Linked DNA regions of Homo sapiens: region 1 is linked to region 2. A link is an interaction called in ENCODE POLR2A ChIA-PET data of the cell type or tissue named here. Cell type or tissue: GM12878. All regions are shown on one strand.

Region 1 (2,500 bases), 100 kb before region 2:
CTTCTACTTGTAAAGCAGGGGTTGGCAAATTGCAATCCAACAAATAAATAATGTTTTCTTAGAACACAGCTGTACTCATCTGTTTACAAATGGTCTATGGCTGCCTTTGTGCTACAAGGGCAGAACTAAATAGTTGTGAGATACCAAATGGACTCCAAAACCTAAAATATATATTTGGCTTTTTACAGAAAAAGCTAGTTGAACTCTGCTGAAAGTTATAAACTGAATTTGCCTCATGGTAAGTATTATACATAAAGAAATTCCTGCCTGTTTTTTCTTGATGGAAGAAAGAGGCAGGACCCAGACTAGAAAGTATGAGAGTCCTAGCTAGGTAACTGAAGAAACAATTTCAATTAAGGAGAGGAAGTAGAAGCTAGGCCATCATGATTTTTTGCTATATAGTCATGCAGGGCCACAGGTTAGTGGAAACTGCTTTTGAAAAGTATAATATATGCCAACATTGCTACTAATAACTTTTAAATATTTTAACAAGGTAATAACTTTTCTAAATTCTTTTTAATATAGCTTCATTCAAAGAATATTCATCAATCATGGTAAAGATTTTGGCAATAATTTTTTTCCCAAATAATGAAGCCAAATTCAAGCTTTTCTTATTCTCTCATGTCCCTCACCAACTGCTTGACCTCCCAAAACATATATATCCAAGCCCACATACACCTATATGTACAAGCATATGTTCAGTGTAAACGTCAGGGAAGAAGTGAATGAAAGCTCATAAAGAGATAAATAACCTTGCTGAGCTTCTCTCAAATGTATGCATAGGGCTTTTTTTTTTTTTTTTGGAAAAACATTTAACATTTTCAATTTATTCAACACCAATATAGAATGAAATAAGTTTTCAAGTACTATGTATTAAAAATAAAGCTACTCCTCATGCCCTCCATAATTGGAAAACTAAGATTATCACACATGGGCTAATACATGAAAAAAATACAGTTTTAACATTAGAAAGTTTTTAAACGGGGATACAATTGTTTAAAATATTTACTTTTCATGGTATTATGAACACTTAGAAATCCAAAAACTCCAATGGCCGGAATCATAATATGCAAATCATAAAGCAGCCTAATTTGAAATGTTTTTCTAGTCATTTCAAGCCATAGTCTGATTTTCTATGATTAGCACTGACAGTGTTTTATTTTTACACACTTTAAAATGTTAAAGTCTAAGGGACAGAAATATAAAAAACAAAGAATTTAAAAGCAGAATAAAATAGCAGAGATAGTTTTCTAAACTGCTAATCATTGTTTTAAATCAAAAATATGGCTTGATCAAAGGAAACTTCTCAATTTTCTATAAATGCCAAACAAAATAAAACTGTCCCACTGTACCCCAACCCCTCAAAACAACACAAAGCAAGCTGAATGATAAAAGCCTATTTCTAAAGCTCATATCTTGCCTGCAAGACTGGGAGGGCTATGAGAACTGATGGCTGAAAGAGCTTTGGAAAAGCCCACACATTCCATGGAGAATACCACTACCTGGTGGGGGCTAGGCATAGCAAAGTGCCTTCCTGCCAAAGAAAGAAGAAAGAATCCGTATTTGGGATAGAACAAAAACCAATATTACAGTGTGTTTCAAAACAAATGAAAGTTTCAGTAGTAAAATATTTAATAAATTTACATAAGATCGTTCTAATTATTGGTACAGGAATATCTTAAAGATTAAAAACTGCACCAGAAACTTTAATACTGCATTTTCACTGTATGACTATTTGTTTATGCTTTTCGCAAATGGTCTCTAACCAGAACTTTCTATAACTAAATTAAAATGTAATTACGTTTGAGAATGATATCACTCAGATAAATAAAGCTTCAGTCCTAAAAAAATTTTTTAAACTCACCAGGTAAAGTTTTTGAATGTGTCTGTTCTTTGCTAGGAACATGTGCACCTCCACCAAACACAGCAGACCACATTTTCTCATTTAGAGGATGGGCCACAATCCGAAATAGCTCATTACTTGAATGTGTGGCCAGGCCATGGATGAAGAGACTAAGATACACTGCTGTGAGAATCTCACAGAGCAAGACTGTAAGCCCTGACTGGGCTTCCTCGCCAGAAGAATTCAAAAGTCGAATTAGACAAGTTATTCCTAGAACGACAAACAAACATAGCTGTCACTGACTATAAATTTTTAAAATTTTAAAAATTAACTATATTTTTCTAATTTCAGGAAAAAATGTATTGCATCAGGAGTTAATACTGTATTTTCTTCCCTAGATTCACAGACTAGTAGCGGTTATTATAGTTAAGCACAAATGAGTTACTTGAGAGAAACATTAAAAATCTTTAATATTAAACATTAAAATCTTTCATGACTAAGATGTCATAGATAAATTTTCATAGACGGGTTTTTCTAGTATGTCAAAAGCAAAATGATTTAAAAAACGGTATTACAAAACATTTGAGTTATATTAGTATAATGATCAAGGGAATACTAATGTTAAGTAACTGTAATTCAGAATGAGTGGTGAATACT
Region 2 (2,500 bases):
TCCCATAGCTAAGATGTTTAAGTTCCAAATCAGAGACAGTTAGTCTTATATATTGGTACAATCTTTCTGTCTCTTGGAAATTATCTCCCTTTCCATATCATTCAAATCACAGTTTCAACCCTAAGTATAGATAAACCACAAAAGAAAAAGAAAAAAAAAGTATCATATCAATAGTATGCATAAAAGTAGAATCTATAAATGTAGATTCTAATTAACTAGTCTTCTTTTTAACTTGTTGCCTTTTATAAACAGAATACATTTAATTCTAAAAGCAAAAATTGCAGGGTGGACATGGCAGCTCACGTCTGTAATCCCAGCAGCCTGGGAGGCCAAGGCGGGAGGATCACTTGAGCCCAGGAGTTAGACATCAGCCTGGGCAACATAAGGAGACCCCAGCCTCCATTTTTTTTTGTTTTTTTTTTAAAAAAGACCAGATTTCTCACATACTAAGATCAGTAGGAAATTAACAAGGAAAAAGGCATGAAGGAAGCATTCCAGTAAATAAGGAAAAAATAAATAATTTTTGCTTAGCATACCTAAAGTCTCCCCTAGTTGCTCACTTGTTGATGATAAAATGCCTAACAACTGACTTTGAAAAAGAAACTAACAGGCAGGGCGCGGTGGCTCACGCCTGTAATCCCAGTACGTGGGGAGGCCGAGGTGGGCGGATCATTTGAGGTGAGGAGTTCAAGACCAGCCTGGCCAACATGATGAAACCCGTCTCTACTAAAAACACAAAAATTAGCTGGGCGTGGTGGTGTGCGCCTGTAATCCCAGCTGCTTGGGAGGCAGAGGCACGAGAACAGCTTGAACCCGGGAGGCGGAGGTTGCAGTGAGCTGAGATCACACCACTGCACTCTAGCCTGGGTGATAGAGTGATACTCAGTCTCCAAAAAAAAAAAAAAAGAAAAAAAAAGAAACTAACAGGAATATTTTATTTGGACTCAAATCTAAATGATTAAAGCTATTTTTAAATGTAGCAATTAATATTTATATTACTATAAGGTTTCTCTATCCATTTTTCATTAATTCAACCACGATTTATGAAGTACTTTCTATTGTTAGGCATTACAATAAATATAACCTTAATTTTATGAAAACTGACATTTTTGAGAGTTTTACATGTGCTAAACCATGGACTTACAGCTTAGCACTTTTTCATGTAGCAACTCTATGAATAATACTCTTTTAGTCCCATTTTACAGAAGAGAAAAAAAGAAATTCCAAGAGTATAACTTGCTAATGGATAAACAGCTAATTAAAAGGGACCACATTGGAAATCAACTCCAAGTAATGACCTTACTGTTAGGTTTAAACACTCTTTCAATCACTGTTCTAGGTGCTCACAATGAAGCGTGGGAAGTCATACACATACAATCCACAAGGCAAGACTGGTTAATGATAGAATAAAGATGCAAAGAAAGTGCTCTGAAAGCACAGGAGAGATGGTCATTGCCCACAAGAGGTTTTCTTACTAAGAGCAAAGTCAAAACAGCTTGATGCCTGATGAGGTAGTAAAAAAGTATCTAATACTTAAATAGACTAATCTGCGTTGGTAATTTCATATTTTCAAATCTAGAAAATAGGAGAAGTGGCATTCAGTTTCATTTCCATTTAAAACCTGTCAGGCTTTATGAGTAAAACAAGATCTCACATCTTGTAATCTTTCAAACCAAGAACACGTAAGTTATCTGCAAACATGCAAAGGGAGGAATTACAAAAGCAGGACTGTCCTAAAAGAAAACACAAAGTACCAAAAGGAATAAAAGAATTTTTCAAGGGGAACTGCAAGAGGAAGATGTCATGCTCCACTTCAAGTAAAATGCAACTGAGGGATATTTTAGTCTTCACATACCATCTACCATTAATGTTTACTATTTTCCTATCAAAGAAAAGTCAAAATCAAAAAAGGTTAAAAACAACACTCAAGGCTGGGTGCAGTGGCTCCCGCCTGTAATCCCAGCACTTTGGGAGGCCAAGACTGGTGGATCACCTGAGGTCAGGAGCTCCAGACCAGCCTGACCAACATGGTGAAACCCCACCTCTACTAAAAAATACAAAATTAGCAGGGCATGGTGGCACATGCCTGTAATCCCAGCTTCTCAGGAGGCTGAGGCAGGAGAATCTCTTGAACACAGGAGGCGGAAGTTGCAGTGAGCTAAGATCGCGCCATTGCACTCCAGCCTGGGCAACGACAGCGAAACTCCGTCTCAAAAAAAAAAAACAACACAAAACAACTCAAGAAGTAAACAATAGATTCTGCCTTTTAACATGAGAGAAGAAAAAAGGGCGATTTCAAGAGAGAAAAATTTAAGGTGTATATAAGTGTCCAGGATAATGAGCGTAAGCAACTTAAAGAGTCAAGGATGAACAGGCTGCAAAGGAAAACCATGACTGTTAAATCCTTAAAATTCCATCAAAACTAAAGAGAGCTGAACTCTCTTTATACTTAAAAATTTATTTTTAGTTTATTTACTGAATGCTTCCAGAGACCTGGAAG

The links. Peaks named below come from ENCODE experiments on the same cell type or tissue, not always from the same donor. Only the 100,000 strongest peaks of a DNase experiment are listed, where the experiment ranks them.
Region 1: POLR2A ChIA-PET joins it to region 2 with 11 read pairs; 4 of 35 experiments call an interaction of 5 or more read pairs at or near these places.

The regions. Positions count from the first base shown.
Region 1 is chr5:119,177,609-119,180,108 of GRCh38, reverse strand. It overlaps DMXL1 (Dmx like 1), which reads right to left. Exons shown (of 44, transcript NM_001290321.3): 28 at 1,865-2,113. Among named protein-coding and RNA genes, the nearest start is that of MIR5706, 24 kb to the right of the region's middle. In GM12878, no CTCF peak of the experiment used is centred here; no DNase peak of the experiment used is centred here.
Region 2 is chr5:119,073,648-119,076,147 of GRCh38, reverse strand. All of the region lies in intron 1 of DMXL1 (Dmx like 1), which reads right to left. Among named protein-coding and RNA genes, the nearest start is that of DMXL1, 3.8 kb to the right of the region's middle. In GM12878, no CTCF peak of the experiment used is centred here; a DNase peak (open chromatin) is centred at 1,427; H3K4me3 peaks cover 2,500 bases; H3K27ac peaks cover 2,500 bases.